2 separate regions of the Mus musculus genome follow, and region 2 is linked to region 1. The links are chromatin loops, found by intact Hi-C in ENCODE. Cell type or tissue: left cerebral cortex. All regions are shown on one strand. Each heading gives the region's core, and the rest is flanking DNA. Links, peaks and the distances in the headings are about the cores only.

Region 1 (8,332 bases), core at 230-8,229:
ACAGTAGAACAGAAGGTTTCCTAGTCATGAGAAAAAATGAAGTATAAAATGTGTTTGTTTGTTTGTTTTCCAGTCAGTGAAACAGAATTTTAGAGTAGGAGGCACCATGGTCTGGTGGGATCGGGGAGAGTGAAGAGAGGCTAAGCGATTAAAACTGGCCCATCAAGACCCAACAGAGTCTGGGTAGAGGATGCTGAGCAGGGAAGGCTGGGACTAAGAAAGAAACAGCAGACACTAGGGTGCAGAGAGCAAGTGTGGTGAAGTGTGCATCAAGTAGGTGTGAGCTTGACTTCCCTTGGCACAGAGGACAAGGGGAAGAAAAACTAGTGTCTCTCTGTTAAGGTAACTGGACTTGAGACCTAACTAGAGCAGGGGCATGAAGGTTATATCCTTTGCAGATACCTTGTCTTGACCAAACAAATGCAAGAGAATCAGAGCAGTGTCGGTTGTCAAAATGCTGAGCCTTGAGACAACACTTGGCCCAGGATCGCTATGAATGTGGACCAACACAAAAGCATATGCACACTTCAGACATTATGAGCTTTCTTTGTAACTTGATTATGTGGCTTTTTCTTTTTCTTATTTATGCATGCATTTGTGTATGTGGGCACCTGCGTGTGAGCTTGCTTACCTTAGTGCACACATGGAAGTCAGAGAACCACTGGCTGGAGTTGTCTCTCTCCTTTCACAGTGCAGGTTGTGGTTATGGGACTCAGGTTATCAGATTTGGCTGAAAGATCTCTTAACCACTGAGCCATCTTACCGGCTGGTTTTTACAGTCCTTGGGTGTGACAGTTGTAGCTATCAGTGTCACACAAAATAAATGCATCCATACTCTCATAACCTGCAAGTTGAGGTTAGATGCCTGCTAGACAAATCAACAATTCACCTGATGATTTCTGAACAAGAGGCCCCAGCCTGAGGAGGCAAGGAAGGCAGGCAAAGGACCTGAGAAACAACACTGCTTCCAAAGCCACCTAGAAACTGGGCAGCCTCTGAAATGACAAAGATTGGGAAACCAGATTTGGGACATGCATGGCTTTTCAGGTCCCAGGTGTTGCTGTCAAATGAGCCATGGCTACGGGCTATGAAGCCCTTTCTCTTCAGACTCTTTGATTGACTTGAGACCCCTAATTGGGGCTGGGCTCTTCTACAACCAAAGAGCTCAAGGCCTAGAGTAAGTGGCCATTCCAGGATGCTTATATAATCCTGTTTCTTGGATCTAAAGGCTATTCAGCTAAATTTCTCAATCCAAGGTTTCTCTCTGCCCAGATTGAACCAATGCCAGCTAACTTCCAAAGAAAATGGTAGAGAAGACTTAGTCAATACCTTCCTGTCCTGGCTGGCAAAGGCTGTTCACCCTGCCAGCATTTCTCTGGAACACCCAAAAGGAAGGCCTCTGGAGGTCTCCTTTGAAAACCTACTTTCCCCTTCCCAGTGGGAAGTGCTTGGAGAGATAGCCTAGCAAGGAACTCCCCTGCTGGTGCTTTGGAGTACAGCCGAAAGGTCAACTGAAGACAGTTTGTGGCAGGGACCAGAGCACTTTTTCTGTCCATTCTTTTCAAATCTGCCCCCACCTATGAATTATATCTGCCTTGTCCTACAGAAGCAGCCATAGACAGACAGCACATAAATCAACGGTGGGACTGTGTTCCAACTAAGCTCCACTTTTAAAAACAGGTAGCAGGCTATAGTTTGGCCAACCCCCTTCTCATGAAGCATTGGCCAGTTCTTTGACTTACCATGCAGACCCAGCGAAGGGATATGTGGGGCAGGGGACATTTACAGTTGAGGGAATGTCATCAACTGCCTGTCATATGACCCCTGCACCAGGGTGCAACAATAATCTCACATAAGCCTGCTTTTCCTCCTTGCCCAGGATGCTGCTGTTTGCTTCCCAGTGCTCTCTGATCAGGATTGTGTAGCATCACACGGGTGGAGTGCTCAATACAGACCTCAGTGCCCCTGACTGGCTCACTAAATAGGCACAGTTATTATCTCTCCTCAGTTTCACACAGGCCCTGAGATGTGGACAGAGAAGCCATTAATGATCTCTGCTTTATACAGAGAGAAAAAAAAATACTTGAGGAGGTGAAATCACTTGCTCAATTGCCTGAAGTAGCTCTACTTGGCAAGCCATGCTTCAAAGCTAGGTCTAGCCTCAGCATGGGGGTCACGGTCCTGCGCCTCGGTCACTGGAAACTTCAGCTCTCCTAGATAACACCCAAGGCCTTCCCCAGGGACATATTTGGCCCACGGCATTCTCACTTGGGCTACAGCCTGGAAGGCTTCTCCAAAGACACCAAATCTACACTATCAGCACCTCATCTGGGGACCCGGAGTTCCAATTATGGAGCTAGACACCTGTTCCAGGAGACTTAGTATTTATGGATCCTTACTTGAGGGATCAGAGGCCTGTAAACCTAGAATCTGCTTCTGCCTTGGTTTTCTGGGCAGCTTGGCCATGCCTTTCTTTGACTGTTCAACCACCTTCCCTGCTAGACCAGCTTGAATGGGTAGACAGCGTTGAAGCACGTTTGGGAACAATGCTTATAGCAGGGGATCCCAGCAAACAATGAAAGTGCTTCAGGTACTTTGGGTTGTGCTGTGGAGGCAGCTCAGGTCTAGGAGAAGAAATACACATAGGGTGGGGCATTACCCTCAGCTGGGAAGGAAGGCCACTGCTGGGTTATGTGGGTTTACACTACTCCCCGTTACTCCAGAGAGGCTGCTACCTCTTGGTCACCTTTCTCCCACTGTGTAAATTGCTTTTCCTTCTTCTGTCAGCAGCATTGAAGAATTGGTAGGGCCAAATCAAGGGGGCCCAGTAGCAGAAAGCTCCCAAGCTCAGAGCGCTAGATCCTACCCCAGCTTGGCCAGTAGCTGACTGGGTGAATCCCAGGTCATCTTTTAGGGTTCCACTTTGCCCTCATCTCTTCTCATAGGACAATCTACCAGTGGTCTCCCGTTCTCAGCCGTAGAGAATCCCAAGATCAGAGCTGATGAGCCTGGGAGGCCATTCTGTGAGGCACACTCCTTCAGTTTTACAGATGACAAAATTGAGACTCAGGCCCAGAAAGTGACACTTTTAAAAGGGGCATGACTAGGTGGCATTAGAGCGCGTCTCATGAGCCATGCACAGAGCGCCACCTGCTTTGACTTAGTCTCCATCACAGTCCCATCCTGTAGCAGAGAAGACAGAGGCATTGAAAAGCTAAGTCACCCACTCGTTTGAGGGTCTCGCATGGTATGTGCAAGAGAACTCAGAGGATCGAGGTGGTATTGGAATCTTTCTGGGCCTCAGTTTTATCCTTTCTGAAATGAAAATCATAGTCCTTTGCAGGCCGGGAGTATACCTCAGTGGTGGAGTATATGCTTAGCATATATTAGGTCCAGGATTCCACGCCCCTCAAAACTGGGAATCTTTTTGGGGGGGGGTTGAGACAGGGTTTCTCTGTGTAGTCCTAGCTGTCCTGAAACTCACTCTGTAGACCAGGCTGGCCTCGAACTCAGAAATCCACCTGCCTCTGCCTCCCAAGTGCTGGGATTAAAGGCGTGCGCTACCATTGCCGGGCCAAAACTGGGAATCTTAACATTTTTCAAATGTATATTGAGTGCCTATGATGTACCACATTCCTTATGAGTTAGAGGGATATAAATGCTCAGGGCTTCTAGGCAGTTTTTCTGGGGACCATGGGGATGTTGGAGGAGGCTTGGGAGATGGGACCTCAGGAATGAGTCTGGAACAAGAAGGAGGGAGGCCTTTGTAGAAGAAGCCCAGAGCTCCTGTAGAAACACTGAGGCAGGAAGGGGAAGACATGACTTCTTCTTAAAGCCATTTTACAAAGAGGAGAGGTTGTGAGAGGCTGTGTGACTTGCCCAATGAGAGATTCCATTGAACTCCTATAGGGACTCCTGCCCTAGACTGGGAAGGTAGAGTACTTGATGATAGCTAAGACATTGTCTTCTGGCAATCTGCTCAAATGCTCTTATCAATTTTACCAATTGCTTAGGAAAGGTAGTGCCCCTCCCCTTACAGAAGTGGGTGGTTGAGTGCACCTGGGCCAACTTTCAGGCTGGCAGGATACTCTGCAAGCTTCTAAATTCTGCAATCCTAGCCAAAGGTTCAGCTCTTCTATCTCCAGTACGCTTGCTCAGTTTTGGGGGGAGAAATGTAGCATGAGAGGCTTCCCCCTGCTGGCGACGTGTGGGAACTGCAGAGAGTTTTTCCCCTTCTCGGAGCTCCGCACCTGCTAGTGAGCTTTTGCATGGCTACTCTGCTGTTTGCTTCAGATGGGATGCTTCTTCCAGTGAACTCTGTGTTCCCACTGGTCTCTCCCCTATCAGTTTTCTGTTACCCTCAAGTGCCAGAGGGAAGTTTCATCACTTCTGCAGGCAATAGCAGTAACATAACATTATTGTATGTGTTCCTGGAAGATCTCTCCGAGTGTGTCTAGTCTCTGGTCTCCTCTTTGCCCCTGTCTGCACTGGTGAAGTTGTATAGGGTGTTTCTGCCCAGAGAACACTCTGATTAATGGACATTGCTGTGCCGTGACGGTTATCCAGTATTTTCAAGGTGTTACTCCGGATACTCCACACTCCCAGCTACAGATGTTCATCTAAACCCAGAGCTTTAGGAGGCCACGGGCATCACTCCTGTTTCCAAGCCTCTTCTAAGTGGCTAAAAATGTCGTCCCAATTCCGGATTCTCCGCTGGGGTGTCCGCAGCGCCACCTGGAGAAGTCAAGTCAAAGTCCATAACGGGAAGGGGAAACAGTGGAACCAGGACCAAATGCTGTGGTTCCCTCTCTTTCGTGTACCAGGGTGCCGCTGACCTACGGCTGGGAGTCACGCTTACCCTCAGGGCATCCACGCATAGGGCAGGAAGGGGAAGGCAGAGCCCAGGTTGGGGGAACCTGTTTGGTTCGAAGTGAGTGGCGAGGGTCCAGAGGGTCTGGAGGAGAGAACTTCCTCCAGAGATTAGGCGCATGGCTTTCCCTGCTGCGATCCTTAATGAAGAGCCGCTCCTTGCTTGTTCATACTGGTTTATTTGATGATGGATGTGAATGCATACACTTTATTTAGGGTGAACCAGGGGTTAAATACCTTTTGCGGAAAGGAATGTCCAGGAAGAGCTCATTGGCTGAACGTTGGGGGGCTACCTAGATACCCCAATAGCATAGAGAACTCCTGGTGTTTATGCTACTTGATCTGTGGTCCTCAGTGGGGTGTTGTGGGGTGTTCTAGAGCAGGTAGAGGCAGGTAGGGAATGGCTCCACTCCCGCTGTTCTCATTTCTGAGAGTCCAGGGATTTGAGCTCATTTAACCTTATCGTTCTTCTGCCTGTCTGGCTACAAGGTCCCACATATCCTACATAAAAATACTAGCCCACCTTGCCCAATCTCAGCAAGCAAAATCCCCTGGTGAGGTCATTAGCTGAGTTGAGTATCTGAGCCACTACATTGGGACTGAAATGTCAGATCAGAGTCTAATGAATCCCCGAACCTGACTCAAAGGGAAACTGGATGTGACCAGAATGACGGGAGCTCAGGAAAAGCCCATTCAGTTTCTAGAAATGAGCTTCAAGTAAGAGCTCATTGCAAAGAGTCGCTTTGTCCTTCTTCCAGAGGTACAACGCACCAGTCACAGCCCCAGCCTTTCTAAGATGTACCCTCTATGGCTCCTCTAACTGTGGCTGTAACTCTTTCGTGCACAAGTCCAAGAAGGGAGGCACTGCCCTTTCCATCTGCCCCCCTCTCGATAGGGCGCCCCTAAGTTCTGAGAAGGGTTGTAACAGAAAGGAAGCTGCCATGCCAGCTCTGGAACTTGATAACTGGGTCCCTGCTCATCCTTCACTTCCCTTACTACCCTGTGGAGATGATCCTTGTACCCTTGGGTCTTTAGGCTCAGTGAAGAGATTGAAACTAAAAGCAACCTGAAAAGAAAACCGCTACTACAAGCATGCTCCTGGGGAGTTCAAAGCTCTTGGGGTCAGTACAGGGCCCTGCCCTTGGTGGGACGCCTTCTCTCTCTCTCCAGATGGTACAGGAGGATGCAGAGCTAACAGGCACTTGGTGGGAACTTCAGCCAAACCATCATGTCACAAGGCAAGCCAGTGTTTATTGAGTACTGACGTGCTAGGTGCTATTCTGTGTGCTTTCCTTCTACCATACTGATTGAATCCCCAAGACAACGACACTAGGCAGAAACTCTCACCTCCATTTTTGTGGACGTGAAAAGCAAAGCTCAATGTGCTTAAGCAAATTGCCTATAGTCACACAGTTAGTAAGCTGTGCCAAGATTTAAAGACTGCAGTCTACCTCCAGGACTATGACTGAACCATCTATACAATCCTTGCTGAGCAGTTGCTTTGTCTCTGCTTGCTTACCTCCAGTAATGAGGAGTTCATTACCTCGAAAGGCAGCCTGCTTTGCCAGTGGACTCTTCTGGCAAGTCTACCCAGGTTTTAGTTACTCAGACGTCACAATGATCTAAGTTTCCTAAAGATACAAGTAAGGGAGAGGTTATAGCAGATATTCCTCTTGTTCATCCTCACACAGCAAATCTGAGGATTTCTTTGAGCTCAGAGAAATCTTGATGTCATTTTGGGGGAGGGGCTGACGTTTAGTGATACCTCTCCTCTTATCACAGAATTCCCCCAAGGGACCTAGGCTTCTTTGTTACCCCATGGTCCTGATACAGTGACTGAGAACCAGATAGGGTTGAAGCGGGAAGTAAAAATGGTTCTATCCACCTTGACCTTCTTTTCAGTTGAGGACAGTGGATGATCAGGCCTTGTCTCTAGTTCTAACCCTGAGCATCCACAGCACCGAGTGTATTAATAGATGCTCACTAATGCCAAATGAATGAACGAGCTCCAAGAGTGTGAAGTGCAAGCCCACAGCCTCCTTTCTGGCTGGCCTCAATTTCCTGCAAGAGTTAGTTTTGCATCCTGCATTGAGAGCCTTAAAAGCAGCATTTCCATGGTAACAAAGCATAGACTTGCCACTTTGAAGGGCCAAATTTTTTTCTGTCACACAGAATCTGAGCTTACTCCAGAAAAAAAAAAAAAAGCCCTAAATGCCTCCAGTGTCTGAGTAGCAGGCAACTGTTAGTTGGGAGACCTGAGGAATAGGCACTGCCAAGGGCAGATCCCCCAGAGCATATCTCCTCAGGGAAGTTCTTGGGCCCATCAACAGCGCTGGAGTTTCCATGGTAACAACACTAGGCTAATGGGTTGCCAGGGTGACAGCGCGCTACTGCTAAGATTGCACGGGACTGGACCACACAGGGCCACTGAGTTGAAAAGATGCTAATAACACCTTTCTGAGTCTCTATGACAACAACACTCAAACACCCTGTCAGCTTTGTCCTGAATGCAGATTAGACCCCTACCCTTCACCCTCAGCAAAGAATGCCCTGAAAGGTGGGCCCCCTAGCCCAGTGTGCTTTGGATTGTGCCCCTGCTCTTCCTTTCCAGAGGGAAGGGAAGGGAAGGCCCAGAATTGTTTCCTTCCCTAAGGAAACGAGACTCATTTTGCTTACCTTACTGATTCTCAGACTGCCAGGTTAAAAGAGCCTGGGTCTACAAGAAGGTCTGGGACAGGAACAGGGCTTGGCCCGATAGACGTGGGAGCAAATAGAGCTTTGGCTACCTTCTGGGCCCAGTGCCTCTCACTGCGGCTGTTTTCAGGCTACTTGGGTTCATGTAGTCCAGGAGCAAAGCCAGGAATGCTGGGCCAGACTTTTCAAACTCTTTGCAAAGCCATAGCCCAGATAAATTGTATCAAAGCTCTCGGCATCACCAATTGAGTCTCACTCTTCTTCCTACCAGTGTCCTCCCACCCCAGGCACCCACAATTCTGTGGAACACAATTTGAAAAGTCTCAACTTTGGATCATTTCTAACTTGGATTCTTTGATCCCAGAGACTACTCGGGCTTCTAGGTTTTCTACCTGTTTGTGGAGTTGGTTAAAAAAAAAAAAAAAGGTGTGTGGGGGGAGGGGAGAGAAGCTTCTATTGTGTGGCCAGGCAAAAGCATTTAGGGCAGACTTTCCAGAATTGGCTTCCACACTTGTTACGTGCTAGCCAGTAGTTTAGGACATGCTTTCTGTGTTAGCCATCATGTCTTCTTCAGAACAAGCCATCAAGGCAGGCATGACTGACTCCATTTAATGAAGGACAAAGGAAGCTCAAGGCAGGGAAAAGGGAATCCCGGCGCACCAACCTGGGTGAACATCTCTTCACAAGGGGTGCTACTTATGAGTTCCAGCAGAGAATTCTGTGAGCAATGATGACCTATGACCTCTCTCTGGTGACAATGAGCTGAAAC
Region 2 (8,332 bases), core at 87-8,086, 240 kb before region 1:
TTTAAGTACAACATTTCTTTTTTCAAAGGCAGCTTTGCCTTTATAGCCCCGCCCCCAACGGTCTGCTTTTGTCACTGAGCAACCAAACTATTCCTAAACATTATAACCTGATCCATATCTCATCTTTTAATATAGATTCAGCCCTTGAAAAATACAATGTTGTACAAGGAAAAGATCTAAGCACGACTGGATTTGAACCCAGGACTTGTGACTTACAAATGATTGACCATGGAGATAAAATTTAATTCCCTTCTTTAATGGGGTTAGTATGGATTCAGTGCTTCAAAAGACTATAGGTAAATTAAAGCTCCCAAAGTGAAATGTTCTAATATAATTATAGCGATAAGGAAAGTAGCCAACAATCATATAGTTTTTTTTTTTTAAACTATACGCTACACACAGGTGCTAGGATTGTTACAAGAGACAATAAAAGTCTCAGAAACAGCCAGTTATAGTCAGCAAGACGGCATAAGAGGTAAAGGCCATTGCTGCCAAGCAAAACTATTTGAGTTTGATCCTCCACATGGTGGAAAGAACGAACGTCTACACGTTGCCCTGTCATGTCCACTTGTGCTACAGAGCATATGTATACCCACACACAGAAAGAAAGAGCGAGCTAATTATAAGATACCCAACTCACTGGGCCCTTACCTATTTTTTCCACTAAGGGAACCAATTGCTTCCAGAAGTTTTTGATGCTTTCTTTCTCCATCACTGTCCCCCTAGACACAGAAAAGGAAACTCCATCAGGGCAATGAAAGGAGGGAAGAGACAACTTGGAAACAAGTCCATATAAAAATGTTGGTTCTGGTTGGTAGAGAAGAGGGGAATCCGATGAGATATTGTATGTAAACACCCTAATTACAAAGCTGGAATTGGAATTAGGAATTGTTTCAGAATCCAAACATGATCTTCACAAGCAATGTGAATCCTTGGTAACTTGGGAGCTAATGCCCTGATTTATTTTTTGAAGATTTATTTATTTATTTTATGTGAGTACACTGTAGCTGTACAGATGGTTGTGAGCTTTCATGTGGTTGTTGGGAATTAAATTTTTAGGACATCTGCTCGCTCTGGTCGGCCCCCACTCACTCTGGTCAACTCTGCTCACTCAGTCCCTGCTTGCTCCGGCCCAAAGATTTATTTATTATTACACATAAGTACACTGTAGCTGACTTCAGATGCACCAGAAGAGGGTGTCAGACCTCATTATGGGTGGTTGTGAGCCATCATGTAGTTGCTGGGATTTGAACTCGGGACCTTCAGAAGAGAAGTCAGTGCTCTTACCCATTAAGCCAGCTCACCAGCCCTAATATCCCAGCTAAACAGCTAAAAATACTGTTTTTACAAAAAGTGTTTCTTAGCTGGGCAGTGGTGGCGCACGCCTTCGATCCAAGCACTTGGGAGGCAGAGGCAGGCAGATTTCTGAGTTCAAGGCCAGCCTGGTCTACAAAGTGAGTTCTTGGACAGCCAGGGTTATACAGAGAAACCCTGTCTCGAAAAGCCAAAAAAAAAAAAAAAAAAAAAAAAAAAAAAAAAAGATACAAAAAGTGTTTTTCATACAGAAACACTGAAAAATAGTTCAATTCATAGCCACAGTTATCGAAGTGTTTCCCCTCCCCCCAGGAGAAAACTCCCACTACCCTTTTTGAGACAGGGTCTCACTATGTAACCCTGGTTAGTCTGGAACTTGCCTTTTAGACCAGGCTGGCCTCAAAATCATAGAGAGCTACCAGGCTCTGCTTCCCATGTGTTGGTATTAAAATAGTTCACAGAGAAAGAGGAAAAACAATGTAAGTAGTTTTGTCAGGGGAATAGGTTTAAAATTCAGATAGCATCAGATCAAGTTCCAGGATAGCCAGAGCTGTATAACCCTGCCTTGAAAACCAGAAAAAAAAAAAAAAAAAAAAGATAGCATATGTTAGAGTTTTAGTAACCTTCTTTACACGCACACATTTTTATTCCCCTTTCCTCTCCAGGAGTGTTTTGTTCACCCTAATTTTGAATCCGTTCAACAGCTGTCACCTACCTCATCTTCACTGGCACTCAAGGGGTAGTTGCTTGTCAAATCCATTAGATCATCCTGCTGGCTCAAAGCCAGAAGGCTGTTTTAAAAAGGCAACACAGAAACATTAGCACATGAAATAACTCTTCTTTTAAACCAGCAGTTCTCAACCTGTGGGTCAAAACCCACAGGGGTGTGTGTGTGTGTGGGGGGGGCAAAAGGTCCATTCCCATGGGTCATGTGTCAGATATCCCGCATTTCAGACATTATTCATGTTACAATTCATAACAGTAGCAAAAGTGCAGTTATGAAGAAGCAAGGAAAGTAATTTTATGGTTTATGTTTTGGGAGGTGGTCATGAACCCCAGAACATGAGGAACTGTAGTAAAGGGTTGAGCAGCACTAGGAAGGTGGAGAACTATTGATCTAAACAAATATCTGTTTGCTCAGTTCTGAGTATTCTTATCTGAGAAGAGGTGCAAAAAAACAAAACAGAAGGTAATTAGTTAAAGTGTTTTTAGAAGGGGGTCAGGCATCACTTCCAAGATGACAATATCGGCATGGGAAAGACAACACTGGTTAGTGGCTGACCCTGCACTTCTGTTACTTACTATGCTTCAATTTCCCACTGACGCTACTGCTGTCTTTTGAGGCAAAGGCAGTTTCCTATTAACTATTTAAACGTGTATTTTATTTTATTTTTTGAGACAAGAGTTGTTCGGTGTAACCTTAGCTGTCCTGGAACTCGCTTTGTAGACCAGCCTGACCTCACACTTGGAGATTGGCTTGCTTTTACCTCCCAAGTGCTGAGATTAAAGGCGTGTGCCGCCACCAACTGGGAAACCTTTTAAACATTCGAAAACATTCTATTAATGCTTCTATGGATCTCCCACCGGTCAGGTGCCTTGATTAAGTGCAACTTATTAAAAATGTAATCTTGATAATTTGTTCGCATAACTGAGGACGTAGGGTAATGGTTGAAACCAACTGTATAAATGGGTGTTTAAGGTGATTAGAATTTAGGAAAAACCTACTATTACTTAACAGTGGATCTCGGTATTTACTAAGCAAACATTACCAAAGCGACTACATTTAGATTTTTCTAACGTTGAGGGGTAACATGAAATACCTGTTAGGTCTGGCACAACTTGGCACTCTCACAGACGGCGCATGTTGCGCGTGGCAGAGGCAGAAAATGCGCACGTGACAAATAAAGGGAAATCAATAGTAACTTTGCCAAGAGTCGGACGACCATCAGACCTAACAGCGATGCAACTTAAGAGCCGAGAAACTGAGGAGCAAAGCCAATTTAAATTAAGGGACTTTAGGATTCCTAGCCGATACATTAACTACTGGCAGGGTTTGGGGAGGCGAATCTCTAACAAACAGCAGTTCGGCTTCCACTTCCCTAAATACAGGAAATTCAGCCCTCAAAAATACCCGGGAATCTCCTTTCCCTTTTACGTCTTACCCCTTCGTAGCTTTGATAGAGTTCATCGCTGTCGCCGGTAACTCACATGGGTCAGGAACGGAAACCAAAGAGAGAGCAAGCTCCTTGCCTGCCGCAAAGCAAATTTTGCTTCCGCTAATCACGCGCGACAACGCGCGTCATTTCCGCCCAGGGGGAGGCTTGCAAAGTATTGTAGGCGCTCCAGGATTGGTCGATGGAAAAGCCGGCTGCCTGCCAGTTGGTCCGCACTGCCGGTGGGTGGGACTTGCCGGTCCCCATTCTTCTGAGAGGTTTTTATTTAGGTTGGCGGTATTGGTTCCCTGGCATTCGGTTTTCTTGCGGTCCGAGATTAGTGTGGTGAGGGCGAGGGTGCTGCGCTGTCAGGGACGGAGCTAAAACCAAAACCAATCAAACCAAAACAAAGCCTCCAGGGCCAGGCCCCGTTGGACTCTGTCGCACAGCTCTGGACTGGCCAGCCCCAGACTGTGTTGGACTCCTGCCAGATCAAGGGGACGGGAACGTAGCAAGTTTCTATCCATCTGAAGAGAAATTCTTTTTGAGCCGGTGTACCTGTGATTACAGCTCATTGTCCCCTTTTCCTATACAAGAAAATGTCACTCGAGAATGTGTTATGAGGCAGAAAGATCTCTTCTTGCTCCATCCGGTGCAACATAGTAGGACCCATACACACATGCACGCACACACAATCTTATTTTATCCGGTCCATAGCTCACTAGTAAACTGCTTGCAGCACAGGCATGAGGCTGCAGTTTCTCAACTCTTGCTTTTTTTTTTTTTTTTTTTTTTTTCTTGTTTGAGACAGGCTAGCCTTAAATTGGTGATCCTCTTGCTTTAGCACCCGACCTGCTGAGATTACATGCTTTTGTGGTACCACGTCTGGCATAATTTGTAAATAATAAACCTATCTATGTGTGTGAGTGCATTTGCGTGTGCGTGCGCGTGTGTGTGTGCGCGCGCGTGTGTACGCATGCCATTGCACACGCGGAAATCAGGACAACCTGTAGGAATTCCTTTCACCATCTGGCTGCAGGGGATTAAATTTAGGTTGTCAGGGTTGGGGGGAGGGTGTCAAATGCTTTTGACCAGCCTGAGACTTCTTGCATAAAAACATTATTGCCATTTCTTTTAGGTCATTTCCATTTTGTTTTCTCCAACGGTTGCACTGAAATTTCTTATGGTAATCGGCAATGCTCTAAAATTCTTAAATAAAATAATACTTTCTAGTCTTTGTGGTCCCAGAATTGAATATGGGATTTGATAGTTGTTTTTGTTTTTCATTATTCATTCAGTAAAATTTTTTTAATCATTGACTATGTGCCAGGTTTTTAGGAGTTATTGATACATTGTTGAACAAAGCAGATATTTTCTATGGTTTCATAGACACAATTTTCCAGTGGGCTTAAGGACAATTTTTTAAAAATTATTTATTTTTACTTTACATCCTGCTCACTGCTCCCCTCCCAGTCAATTTTAAATGTTGCTAAAACTCTAGCCCAGAGTTCCCTGACTGCTCTCTCCTGGTATCCTCTATGATGGTAGCTCTATGACCATCTTCTTCCATTTTCTTTCTTTCTTTTTTGTTTTTTTTGTTTTGTTTTTTGTTTTTTTGTTTTTCAAGACAGGGTTTCTCTGTGTAGCCCTGGCTGTCCTGGCACTCACTTTGTAGACCAGGCTGGCCTCGAACTCAGAAATCCGCCTGCCTCTGCCTCCCGAGTACTGGGATTAAATGTGTGCGCCACCACACCCGGCTCTTCTTCCATTTTCTTTGTTGTGTGCTTCTAATAAACTTATGCCCTAAGTGATGCTATTCCCTAGAAGCTTACTCTTGGCCCTCTATGTTTGTTCCCTATGTTCTCCCTGGGGCAAATTGCTTTTAAAACTGATATATGAACTTGAAAATCTACACTTCTAGCTTATATGTCTTTCTTAAACTATAGATTACTATCTCTGGGTGCCTTCTTTGTTCCCACAAGTACAACAGAGATGACCTTTTCCACCAGAGTTCTCTTGTATTCTTTGTTTCTGTAATTGATCAATAAATCATCCAATCAAGTTAGATATATGAGAGTCATCTTAGACTCACCATTCCTCAGCTATTCCCCACCTCTTTTACATCCTGACTCTATCAAATACCTCCCCACCTTTCTGTCATGATTGCCTTTCTATTAACTTAGATTCTTGCCCTTTCAGATCTGTGGTATTGCAGAAATCTTATAGAAAAGGAACATTGTAGCATTTTGAATATGAGTTTTGAAGCCAGATTATATGTGTTTGAAACATAGTTCTTCTTATTATTATTAACTTGATAATTACCTTTTAACATATTCAAAAAGTTGTTTTGTGTTTCTTAGGGGTACACATGGCATGCTGTGTATAGAAGTCAGAAGACAGTTTGTGGGAGTCAGCTCCCATATAGGTTTCAGGGACTAAACTCAGGTCAGTCTTGGAGGCAAGCACCTTTACCTCATTATTTTCCTCTAAGATTGGTAATTCTTAAGTCATTTATTCCCTCTGTGTCTTTGGGTTTTTTTTTAAATCTTTAAAATTGGATAATAAAGCCAGGTATGCATCAGTGGAAAATGACTGTATTAGTAGAAGAAAGAAGAGACCAGGAGTTGAACCTCATCCTCGCCTACACAGTGAGTTTTGTGGTCAGCCTGAGTTACAGGAGACCATTTCTCAAAAAAGAGGGATAATACTACATTGAGCAGTTGTGAGAACTAAATAAATTAATATGTAGAAGAAACAGTAAAATAATTGGAAACCTCTCAGAGTAGCCAGTCATACATCAAAGGCTCAATAATTGTTAACTGTAATAATGACAGTTGTTTCAACCAGTTTTTCAGTAGTTAGTCTCTCCATCCAATTATGTAATTAGACCATATCATGCCCCTACATAAAAGATGCAAAGAGACTATTATTAAGAAGATAAAATAAAATACAAGGTTAGTCTACTCTCTTTGAAAAATTTTTCCACTTCCCTAAGACACTTCAAATTATATTTTTATGAATAAATGATGTTTTAATCTTTTCCATACAATATCAATAAGAGTATTTTAGAAAAACATTGATTTCTTTTTTTTTTTTTTTTTTTTTTTGAGACAGGGTTTTCCTGTGTAGCTCTGTAGCCCAGCTGGCTTCAAACTACTTGCCTGTGCCTGCCAAATGCTGAGACTAAAGGTGTGGACCACCACACCCAGTCCTTCCAGTTCCCTCTAATGTAGAACTATAGGAATGTCAATGACATATTGAAGCTGAAACGTAACAGATAAGAAGGAACCAGTTTTGCAAAGAACTGGGCAAGAATGATCAGGGCAGAATGATCAGGTCATAGTCAACAACGTATTTACAGTCTCTCAGGGTTGGGAAGGCCTTACAATATTTTAGAAACAGAAAGGCCAGTGTGGCTGGATCACAGTGAGTAATAAGGTAATAACAGACTAGAGAGATAGAGCTGAGATCATATGGGTCCTCATGGATAATGGAAGAGTTTAAATTTTACTCTAAGTAAAATGAGTCACAAATATGTAGTTATGTAGATGAGTGACATTTTGCGTTTTATAAATATTTTTCCTGCTGTGTGGAGAATGGATTAAAGATGGGCAGGAGCAGAAACAGAAACCAAGCTGGGTGTGGTTGCTGCATGCCTTTAATGCCAGCACTATGGAGGCAGAAGCAGGTGGGTATGTGCGACTTTGAGACCAACCTGATCTAAAGCCAGTTGCAGAACAGCCAAGGCTCTGTTACACAAAAACCCTGTCTTGAAAGACCAAACCCACCAAACAAAAAGAAGCAAGAGGACACCCATTGTGTACTCAGCAAGAGAAGATGATGGTTTGGAATAAGGTAGCAGCTGTGGAGACAGAGTCACTGATGAACCTACCAGTAGAATGTGAGAGGAAAGGGGAAAACTAAGTCAAAAGTTCTGGCTTAAACAAGTGAATGGGTAGTTAGACTATTTACTGAGCTGGAGATAACCAGTGAGGTGATGGGGAGAGGCAATTGTAGAGTGAGATCAAAAATTCAGTTTTGTACTTTTGTAGTTTGAAAGTTACATTAGTTACTTTTCTGTTGATGTGATAAATGCCATGGTCAGAAGCAGCTTGGAGAAGGAATTGTTGATTTTGGCTTATGGTTCCAGGAAGCTGAAAGACTACTTCTCGTCTCGTCTCCTCTGCCCTCCCCTCCCCTCCTCTTCCCTCCCCTCCTCTCCCCTCCTCTGTAGCCTGGAACTCACTATGTAGGCTAGGATGGGCTCATACTCACAGTTACCTTTACCTCTTGAGCACTGTGATTAAAGTCAAGCACCACAATGCCCAGCTTGAGATCCCATCTTTTGATGCAAATATAAGCACAGTGAATTAGAAGTAGGGGAAAACTGTACACTCTCAAACTCCATTCCAGCGATTCACTTCCCTCATCAGGACCATACCTCCTAAAACTTTTAAAATAGCATCTCCAACTGTGGACCAAGTGTTCAAATATGGGGAAACATTCTCACTCAAACTACCACAAGAGTTAAGTACTTAATTGTAGATGTCAAATATACAGTAAGGTATAGGAGTTATGGGAGATATTTAATTAGTTAAGAATGTTTAATTTTAAACATGTTTGTTTAGTTTAATTTTGATTAAGTTATTAATGATTGTCAGTGAATAAAAATATAAGCCAATTCGAAAGCAAGTGAAAATAAAAATTATGTGTGTGTATGTGTTCCTATACCTCCACCCCACAAATTTGTATTTCATTTGACTTATATTTGACAAAGAAGACCAAGGCAGAGGCAAAATTTGTAACATAACACAACCGTGTGTTTTCTTGTTTGCTTTCTGAGCCAGGGTTTCTTTGAGTTAACA

The links. Peaks named below come from ENCODE experiments on the same cell type or tissue, not always from the same donor. Only the 100,000 strongest peaks of a DNase experiment are listed, where the experiment ranks them.
Region 2: a loop joins it to region 1, with 14 times the contacts of the local background. A loop is called at or near these places in 2 of 42 quality-filtered maps.

What each region holds. Positions count from the first base shown.
Region 1 is chrX:48,015,990-48,024,321 of GRCm38, reverse strand. No RefSeq gene overlaps it. Among named protein-coding and RNA genes, the nearest start is that of Apln, 15 kb to the left of the region's middle. In left cerebral cortex, for the core only: a CTCF peak has its summit at 4,196 (motif pointing left); DNase peaks (open chromatin) are centred at 6,316, 7,002, 7,180, 7,647 and 2 more places; H3K27ac peaks cover 1,142 bases.
Region 2 is chrX:48,252,113-48,260,444 of GRCm38, reverse strand. It overlaps Utp14a (UTP14A small subunit processome component), which reads right to left and starts at 3,511. Exons shown (of 15, transcript NM_028276.1): 1 at 3,477-3,511; 2 at 2,030-2,105; 3 at 652-722. The coding sequence starts at 3,502. It overlaps Gm39511 (a long non-coding RNA gene), which reads left to right and starts at 3,653. Exons shown (of 3, transcript XR_882302.1): 1 at 3,653-3,709; 2 at 5,828-5,912; 3 at 6,035-6,109. In left cerebral cortex, for the core only: no CTCF peak of the experiment used is centred there; DNase peaks (open chromatin) are centred at 3,651 and 4,443; H3K4me3 peaks cover 1,945 bases; H3K27ac peaks cover 763 bases.